Regions from separate parts of the Mus musculus genome. Here region 2 is linked to region 1. A link is a loop called in an ENCODE intact Hi-C map of the cell type or tissue named here. Cell type or tissue: left cerebral cortex. All regions are shown on one strand.

Region 1 (5,000 bases):
TTTTTGACCACACATTTAAAATACTTCTGTTTATCTTGTTAGGCAAAAAGGATAAGTTACGTGTCTACTATTTATCCTGGCTAAGAAATAAGATTCTTCATAATGATCCAGAGGTTGAGAAGAAGCAGGGGTGGACCACTGTGGGCGACTTGGAAGGGTGCGTGCACTATAAAGTCGGTGAGTGCTCCGGGGGGCCTTGCTCTGCTCTTCAGAGTTCCATTAGAGTCAGGTTTAAGTTACTGGGCTGTATGAAACTGGTGAGGTGTCCTGTGACCAGCAGGTCTCTTCCCTCCTTCACCTTTCCAGCTTGTAGATATTGTATGCTGGGAGGTCCTTCACAGTCACTAGGAGAACACTTGAGCCTTTAACTGGTAACATGGCTTGTTATCTTTAATTAAGTACATTGTGCAGAGCCCCTATGCCCTTATTTATAAGTGACTGTGGCTGGTCTGTTGTCTTAGCAACTGTTTTGTGATTGGCATTTCTCTTCCTTGGAACATTCAGTGATTCTCACAAAGTCATGTAACAAAACCCAAGGCAACTTTGATTCCATAAGAAAAAAGTAAGTGCTGGTTAGAAATTATGAGAAAGAATGGGCCGTAACATAGAGTTTTAAGGGACCGTCAGTGTAATTTTATAGAAGTCAGCTGGTTACAGTTACGGAGTCCACTGATATGCTTGCATATCTTAATACAGTGCAGACTATACGCAGTTATTCTGTTCACCTCACCTAGGATGTTGTAATCTGACGTCGTCTTCTTTATCCATTGTGGCAGTTTGCTGGTTAATAATGATTACAGTTGGCATTTAGGATGATTCTGAGTTCCCACCAAGACCAGGAGGCTAAAATATACTTAATTGAAATTAACAGGCTTTAGTTTGGTTCCCATGGGGCCCTAGTACCTCCTTAATGTTTATAGCTATGGTATGGTCTTATAGGGATTATTAGTGATAGCTATGGTATGGTCTATAGTGATTAGCAGTGCACACAGGATAATTTCCATTATTTCAGAAAAGTCTATTAACAGTGCCCGCTGGTCATCCTCTTATAACTCTGTGGATTTGACAGCATGTGAAGTTTAACAAAGCTGTGTTGGTAGCAAGTCCTTGCTCCTAGGCAAGCAGCAGTGTGATGTTGGGAGGTCCATGTAGGTGGGCTACAGAGCAGGCCAGAGCATCGCACTAGGAAGCAGGAGTAGCTGTGAAAGATGGTGCGTGTTCTGTGAGTCACATGGCTTACAAGTTTGCTTCTAACATATTCCTCTGTCCGTGTGAGCCCTCCAGTCCTCAGGGTTGTCTGCCTGGCAATACCCTTGATAATAAAATGTCTGTGAAATCTAAGACATTACGATTATCGGCTAAACTATTAGGTCTTAGTTGATGTAGGAAACTGAATTACACACTGAAGAGTTGGAAAAGCTGCATGGGTAGCTTAAATCCTCTTGTGTTTCTCACCCCAACTCCTAGTTGTTTGGATGAGTAACAGAGGGTATATTTATAAAGTTTGCAAATGGCAACTAAAAGAATTTATGGCTCGTGTTAATACTGATAGTATTTCTCTTGCTTTTTATGTTTGTTTCAGTAAAATATGAAAGAATCAAGTTTCTGGTAATTGCTTTGAAGAGTTCTGTGGAAGTCTATGCATGGGCACCGAAGCCATATCACAAATTTATGGCCTTTAAGGTAAAACTGCCAGTTTTAAGTTGGCTTAAAGGTCTGAACAGTTAATATAAAGCTATGCGTTAACCTGACAAAGCTGTCAGTTCAGCTATTCTAACATAAAAATAGGCTATATAACTATTTTCTAACTTCTCAGATGATTTATTTGCCAAAATGGTATTTGTACCATCCCTAAAAAAGTAGTTGGTCCCCGATAGACATAGATGTGCTGAAGATCTAGCCTCGAGGTTAGAGGGCGCAACAAGAGACGGCTGTGCCGTGCGTGTGCTTAGGGCAGTACAATCTAAAGACTAAGCAATAACCTGGGTGTGAGAGTGCATGCCAGAGAGGCTGAGACAGGAGGATTGCTGTGCGGTCAAGGCCAGCCAGGGATAGCTAGCAAAACAAAGATCAACTACATAAATTACAGGCTTTTAATGATATAAGCAATACATACTATACATTAAATGGAAGGAGGGACTTAAAATATGTATAATATGGTCCTGTTTTCATATAAATTTGAAAAACTCACTTTGACAAAATTGTGATATTTACAGAAAAATGGTTTGTGCTAAACTTGGGACTGTTTTGGTTGTGAGTTCACAGGCACTCATAATTGGTCTCATTCGCTCTGGTGTGTGGCGTAGGAGGGAGCATGTGAAACAGTGCTAGGCTGTCAGAGTCTGTATATATCCAACTCCCAAACTGCAGAGAACTAACAGGCTCCGCGTTCTTGTGTATTTTTAGTAATTTATCTTAGGGATTGCCCTAAATCCAGTGTATAAAATTCTTAATTAAAATTTCTACTGTTCTAGCATTAGATAGATATAATAGTTATTTCTATTTTGAGGTATAGAACTTTAACAGTAATCAAGGAACATTGTAGCAGAGAGTAAGGAGAAACAAACAATTTCATCTAAAATGATTGTGTTTAAAACAATTTTGATATAGTTTATTGAATGAGTAAGTTTCAATTACTTGGGAAATTTGAATTAAAGGGTACTTCCTGCTTGGTTTCCCCTTGGAGTCAGAGTGAGGGTTACCATTTTTGGTAAGTCCTAGTATTATTGAGAAAAGACAGTAAGTTATAAAATCATTTACATCATCTTCTGGGGTCTGGTATTCATATTCCCACGTGCTAGATACTGGTGTGAGCGTTACTTTATACCACTGCTGGAGCTCAGAGCCCCAGACCTAAGAACTGTGCTGATGTGAAGAACTGACTGCAGCTTGAGTCTAGTCACACAGCTCCAGTCTATCACTCTCATAGCACCAACCCTGACAGAGTCTTGGTGCCTTGATCCCTACAGCAGCTCAGAGTGTTCGAACCCTGTACTGTACCCGTTCTTGCTGTTGTTGACCTTGCCTTCTGTTCTAATCAAGACACAACTGGATAGGACAGAGCATTCTTCAGCTAGGTAGGAGGGAAGCTGTGCCTTGCAGATGCTAGTTAGCAATCCACTTGATCAATCAAATGCCTGCAGCTCGCTCCTCATCTGACGTGTAAGTTTGTTCTCCTGCTTCTGTCTTGATTCCCTCTGTAGTCATTTGGAGAACTGCTACATAAGCCATTACTGGTGGATCTCACTGTGGAGGAAGGCCAGAGGTTGAAAGTGATCTATGGATCCTGTGCGGGATTCCATGCTGTTGATGTGGATTCAGGCTCAGTCTATGACATTTATCTACCAACACATGTAAGAAAGAACCCACACTCTATGGTTGGTTGCCTGGCTTCACTTGGTTTCACTTTCCCCTTTACTCTGCTCAGTGACTAACACAAGCAGGGTTTCCTCATCCCCGTGCTGTAGGGTGAGTATTTAAATGAAGCACTGTTTTCTGTCGCTTCATGTTTGGGGAACCATAGAAGCCCCTGAAGGACCTCTAGCACTTGCTTTGACTAACGTGGGATGGAGCTGGGACTGTTGCTGTCAGGCAGAGCACCTTGGGCTGGGAATGTTTCTCAGATGAGTCCGCCATCGGCTTACGTGCCCAGGACCTCAAACACGTGCATCAGCAGAGCACACAGCCTGTAAATGATAGACTCTGGGTTGTATATTGCATGGGCTTCCCAAGATTCTTGCCTGTTTGGTAGGGATGGCCAAGGGTGCGGCACTACCACATTCACTGGACATTCTTGGCTGAGCACGTTCACAGCTCCAGAGATGACCACAGACCTGCTTCCCTGTTCTTGTTCTCTAGATTCAGTGTAGCATCAAACCCCATGCAATCATTATCCTCCCCAACACGGATGGGATGGAGCTGCTGGTGTGCTACGAAGACGAGGGGGTTTACGTTAACACGTACGGAAGGATCACCAAGGACGTGGTTCTGCAGTGGGGAGAGATGCCGACATCTGTAGGTATGACACGTCGTGACGAGGCATCCGTGAGAGGAGCCACTAGGACCGCATCTGTGTGTTGTACTAATGTTGCATGTTGCTCATGCTGTCTGGCTGTTCGGTGGTTATCAGCAGATGGGAGAAGGTTGGAACAAATTCCCAGTCATTCTAGGCTACTTTAAAAGCTGTGCATTTGCTGCCTCTTAATCTGACTCTTAAGTTACCGAAAGGGCAGGTATTTGGGGTGTTTGTTTGTTTGTTTGTGTGTTTGTGTGTGTGTTTTGTTTTTGACCAATTTGTGTGGCATGAAGAGAATCAGAGAAGGAAATGCTGCTTGCTCTTGAGTGGCTGGGTTCCAGGCCCCACAGGCCCCTGAGTAGCCTTCTGCTTTGTGGTCAGGAGCTGAGGCTGATGCCTGACATTGCATGGCTGTGCTTATGTCCCCAGTGTGTCTGCTCGCCATTCGTCCTCCCTTCTCTCATGGCTGTTTGTAGAAGTGGCATGAAAGACCCCAGGGAAGTTGACTTGTTCTGGTACTGACTCATGACTACACAGTGACAGAACAGGCAGACAGCACACGGCCCTCTTTTGGTCACTTGAGTAAAGTGAACCCAGGGCCTCTTGCATGTTAAGTAGGCTTTCAGAGATATGCCTAGCACTGAGGCAGAACTCCTGGCAAACCAAGTCGTCATGGGCTAGGACTCAGCATCCGTGCATGGGAATCTGAAGTGGCTTGTCAAGACTCCTCCTCGTTAATGCTTTCTCTCTCTCTCTCTCTCTCTCTCTCTCTCTCTCTCTCTCTCTCTCAAAGCATATATCCGGTCGAATCAGACAATGGGCTGGGGAGAGAAGGCAATAGAGATACGATCTGTGGAAACTGGTCACTTGGATGGTGTATTTATGCACAAAAGGGCTCAGAGACTAAAGTTCCTGTGTGAACGCAATGACAAGGTAAGGCTCCCTTACGGCGTCTGGGCACTTGTGGCTGCTGTGTACAGTGGCT
Region 2 (5,000 bases), 520 kb after region 1:
AACATACCCTGGTGGGTGGGTGTCCATGGGAGGGAGAGTTTGTGGTGTGCTAGCAAAATACTTTTGGAGGCCAAGACTGCCAGGAGAAGGATTGTGTGAGTCCTGTGGGTGCTGATGGCTTGAGAGAAACCAGGTAGGTGAGGAAGACTCTGAGGACTGAGAGTGAGGAAGCCCATGAGAACTGAGAGCCAAGGTGTTGTGGTAGAAACCACAGCTTTTCATGGGAGATAGAACACCTTCAAGAGAAAGCTTGAAGGAGGTGCATTTGGAATTTTGTGGCAGGAAGGGAAAGGGCAAGTAAAACCAGAGAGGAGACGCACTGCGCCTTCATTCTAAGGTAAACCGTGAGTTTAAGGGTTGCTGGGTGGATGGTTTGGAAGCTTGGTTCCTTGGGTGGGTTCTTCCTCTTGGCTGGTGACTCAGCCAAATGGCAACAAGAAGAAACCTTCCTGTAGGAGACACAAATGGAAGTTCAAGTCTGCAGTGAACAGGACTGATCAGGTAGACCATGTACCACAGGAAATACGGATTCATGAAGAACTAGTTTTTACCTAACATTTGTAGCCTGGTGTACCAGTCATTTCATGGGCAAGCTTGTGTGTATGTATGTGCCTGCATGCGTGCCTGCGTGCATGTGTGCATGTGTGTGTGTGTGGGCATGTGTGGGTGTGCACATGTGTGTTTGTAGGCCAGAGTACAAACTTGGGTTTTACTTCTCAGGTATAACCCATCAGTTTCTGCTGAGACAGAATTTCCCACTGCCCATTAACTTGCCATGTAAGCCAGGCTGTCTAACCAGTGAGCCCCAGGTGTCTGTGCAACTCAACTTCTCCACACTAGAGTTACAAGCATGCTCACCATGCCAAAGGGGGAGAGGGCAATATTTTGAGAGGTCCATGGATCAAACTCAGCAACTTGTGCTGTTGTAAGCGCTGTGCCAACTGAGCTCTCTCCTCAGCCCCGAGGAAGCAACCTTCTGAGTAGAAATCCCAAATCCAAGATTTATGCATCCTGCATAAAATTAAAAAAGAAAGAAAGAAAGAGAGAGAGAGAGAGAGAAAGAAAGAAAGAAAATCAAAAGGAGCAGCAGCATCTTCTTTTTTTTTCCATTTTTTATTAGGTATTTAGCTCATTTACATTTCCAATGCTATACCAAAAGTCCCCCATACCCACCCACCCCCACTCCCCTACCCACCCACTCCCCCTTTTTGGCCCTGGCGTTCCCCTGTACTGGGGCATACAAAGTTTGCGTTTCCAATGGGCCTCTCTTTCCAGTGAATGCCGACTAGGCCATCTTTTGATACATAGCAGCAGCATCTTCTATGAGTGTTGATGTAATAGCCCTTAAAACTTCAGTGAGCAGGCCTTCAGACTTCTCAACGCAAAGGGTGAATTTTTTTTTCAACTTTCAGGTAAGGACATCAATGTGAAGCCGGAAATTCTGGATCCCATTACAGATACACTGGACGTAGAGCTTGGTAAGCTACCTGGTTATTACCATCCCTGGATGCCCCTGCGCTTCAGGGAGGAAATCGGAGGATGACATGAAGAGTGATTAGACTTTTGAGCTAGAGTATTCGCTGTGTACCTTCACTTGGCCCTGATGAGTTTTGTTGCCCCTCATGGTTTCTTAATCTGGAGCATCAATGATCAGATTTGCCCCTCACTATGGCATCCTGATCTTCTTTTGAGGTAGCATGAAGAAACACATTCTAAGTGCCTGGTGAGTTAAAGAAGATGAAATGGTTTTATATTTTAGATGCACAGGTTTCCATGTAGGTAATGATGTATGAACTCATCAAGTTAGCATTGACCCCTGTGACCATGACTCTTGGGCTATTCCTTAAGACAATTATAGAAAAACACTTCAACTCTTGCTCAAATGGATTCCAAAATGTTGCCTTCTTCTGGATAGAGGAGACATTGACTTTATTCTGGCTGCCTTTTATTTTGTCAACTATATTTATTGTTTTATGCATAGCAGAGTAGAAATTGCTATGCTTGAAAGAAAATGGTGGTGTTTCGGTGCAGTAGTTACCATTTTAAATGTGAATGGCTTAAGTTTTGTACAAAGAAATCTAAACAAATTATTATGACAGCATAAGATCAGTAGGTGGCGGCAGTGGCACATCCGGGGGCTAGGAACATAAGGGAGGAAAAACTGGAGCATGGAAAGCAGAAAAACACACAGCCTGGTTGTATATAGCATCAGTGAATCTTAAGGCATCTCTAGTAGAAAAGATCAAGATCCAAAGACGAGCTTGCAAAGGGATTCCCCACCCACTCATACACAAGTCAATTCTAAACGTAGGATAATCTGCACTAGTGGTTGGGGAATGGAAAGGGTAGGAAGAGGAAGGGTAGTCCAATAACATGTATGGCACATCCATCCATCCATCCATCCATCCATCCATCCATCCATCCATCCATCTATTCACCCATTCATCCATTGTGTGGTATGCTGAACCCCTGAGAATCTAAATGATTTCTTCCCTAAACTGCACACACCTTACACTGAACCTTCTGCAAGGCCAGTTGATAGCAAGAACCTCAATGATCATGGAAAGGGTTAGATGCTCCAGCTCCATAGCCTTGTTACAATTTATCTTGGGCCTTTTATAGCTATAGTAATGTCTGTGAGAAAGCACAGTTCTCTTCTCAAAGGTGACAACAGGCTGTTTATTCTGGAGTCTGATGTGAGTTGAGTGTGACCCAGGAACACAGATTTGGGTTACCCCAAATCCATATTCCAATGAGGTAACAGTTTCATAAGGCTTTATGGTAACAGGAAAAAGAAATTAATAAATTCAGACTGTTTTCAAATACAATGGGGAAAAGGTCAGATACACAGGCTGCAGCCCATTAGGGAGACCTCAGCTGTTTGATGACAGTTTTAACATTTTGGTTGGCAGAAGCCAGTGGTCTGTTATGCTAGTATATTCCTTAAAAACTAATACATCCTAATCGTTATAAGGATGTTAAGTCAGCTATGGAGGTGGGCAAGGAATGACTGTTAAGGAGGGTGAGAAGGCCCAAGATCAATTGTTACAATGCTGTAGACCTGGAGCATGCTAATCCTTTGACGATCATGAAAGTTCTAACCATTAATTGGCCTTGCAGAGGTTCCGTGTAAGGTGTGTGTGTGTGTGTGTGTGTGTGTGTGTGTGTGTGTGTGTGTATTTTTGTTTGCTCTATAAAAGAATTTCCATTCACGGCAACCTCATGGCATTGATTCAATATGTAACTATCAGCTAGTCGAATGATCTTTTTAATATATCTTACACATCATCACTAATGTTAAAGACTAGGTTCAAGAGCAGTCCGTTCACAGAGCTCCAACTTGATTGTGAATTTCCTCATGTTAGGACATAGTTACACATTTGAGACACACAACTTAGCTACAAGGGACAATTGTAAGCAGAATTGTGTTACTGAGTGGGATGTGTTAATGCTTGGCTATTCCTGGTACCCACTTGACGGACACCTGCCTACATCCTGATGCAGCCTTATGGTCCTTCCCCATCACATCAATGTTCTGATACGCTCACCTCCTGTTTTCTTGACCTCTGCATTTTCAGGAAAGCCTTTAACTCTCCCCTGCAGAGTACAGTTTGGCTTCCAAAGACTTTCAAAGCCTGTGATAAAGTGGTATGTCAAAGAATCTACACAGGAGTGGGAAATGTCAGTATTTGAGGAGAAAAGGTAAGAAAAAGATTGCGATCATGACCGATCATGACCAAAACTAGTGCTTTCAAACCTTTAGAAATTGCTAAACAGAATCTATGGTGGTGGGGTAGTCACTTGTGCCTACTAGTGTGAAAATAAAACTATGTAAACACTATCTGTCTGTCTGTCTATCTATCCATCCATCCATCTATCAAATATCTATCATCTGTCTATTATCTCTCTCTCTCTTATCTCTCATCTATCATATTTATTTAAAATTCAGAGGCACTCCATTTCTCATTTCTCTTTATGAGGCCATAAAGTAAACTAGATATACAGAAGATTTAGTCAATGATGGAATTATATATAATAGTAGACCCCCTAAGACTGTATCACCTAGTGATGTTAGAGACATATTGCCTGTGTTAAATACCCTGTGATGTTTGCACAATGGTTTCAAATACCTTAGACCATGTTAAAGTGTATTTAATTTAATTTAATTTAATTTTTTGAGACAGGATCTCATGTATTTCAAACTCTCTATGTGGGAGAAGTTTTAATTTCTCAAATGCTGAAATTAGAGGCATGTACCACAATATCCTCTGTATGTTTGGGTTTGAACCAAGAGCATCATGCATTCTAGGCCAGCACTCTACCAACTGAACAATATCCCAAGCTTTCATATTTTGTCTTGGTAAAAGGGACATCCACTGTGCTGAGCACATACTCTATTACTAGGCCAAATCCTCAGCCCACAAAAGGGTTTTTTTTTTTTTTCTAAAAGCAAACTAAAGAGGGTGGTTCCTGCCCCACCAAATCTTCAACTCTGCTTTTATTCGGTGCTAAGGAAATGGCACCATAGCATAGATTCTGGCAAAAGAGAATAGGTGACATGGCTCTACCCTGGAATAGAGCCTTAGAGGAGAGATGTCTGTCTTGGAATACTAGCAGGCTGAAACATTTTATGATAACTAGACTTCATTTGTTATCTGTGACTAACAGACTCCCCAGAGTTTATAGGAGAGAGAACTTGACCAGTTGAAAGGAAAACTGTAGACCTTCAGAGCCAAGCCCTCCAATGTCTAGAAAAGTAAGTCTCTATCCTAGAGCAAAGGATCTGGGACCCATCATGGCCAGTCAGACATGTCAATTGGAGATGTGTCCTACCAATTTTCTGTATTAGAAACCCCTCCAGATAAGAATCCACAGCATGTTCTCTCTAGTTTTTCAAGGATTTCACTGGACTAATGTAATATTTTGAAAAGTATAGATAAACAGTAAAGGAAAGATTTTACTGAGGGAAACGCCATTCAGCAAGAGGTTCTAACATCAAG

The links. Hi-C counts contacts between places; a loop is a spot of excess contacts. Peaks named below come from ENCODE experiments on the same cell type or tissue, not always from the same donor. Only the 100,000 strongest peaks of a DNase experiment are listed, where the experiment ranks them.
Region 2: a loop joins it to region 1, with 2.6 times the contacts of the local background. A loop is called at or near these places in 4 of 42 quality-filtered maps.

The regions. Positions count from the first base shown.
Region 1 is chr1:40,019,502-40,024,501 of GRCm38, forward strand. Map4k4 (mitogen-activated protein kinase kinase kinase kinase 4) reads left to right here. Exons shown (of 32, transcript NM_001252200.1): 27 at 43-177; 28 at 1,583-1,683; 29 at 3,204-3,353; 30 at 3,859-4,018; 31 at 4,809-4,948. Among named protein-coding and RNA genes, the nearest start is that of Il1r2, 63 kb to the right of the region's middle. In left cerebral cortex, no CTCF peak of the experiment used is centred here; DNase peaks (open chromatin) are centred at 2,305, 3,433 and 4,496.
Region 2 is chr1:40,535,646-40,540,645 of GRCm38, forward strand. Il18rap (interleukin 18 receptor accessory protein) reads left to right here. Exons shown (of 13, transcript NM_010553.4): 8 at 1,413-1,478; 9 at 3,579-3,702. Among named protein-coding and RNA genes, the nearest start is that of Il18rap, 23 kb to the left of the region's middle. In left cerebral cortex, a CTCF peak has its summit at 2,115 (motif pointing right); a DNase peak (open chromatin) is centred at 2,134.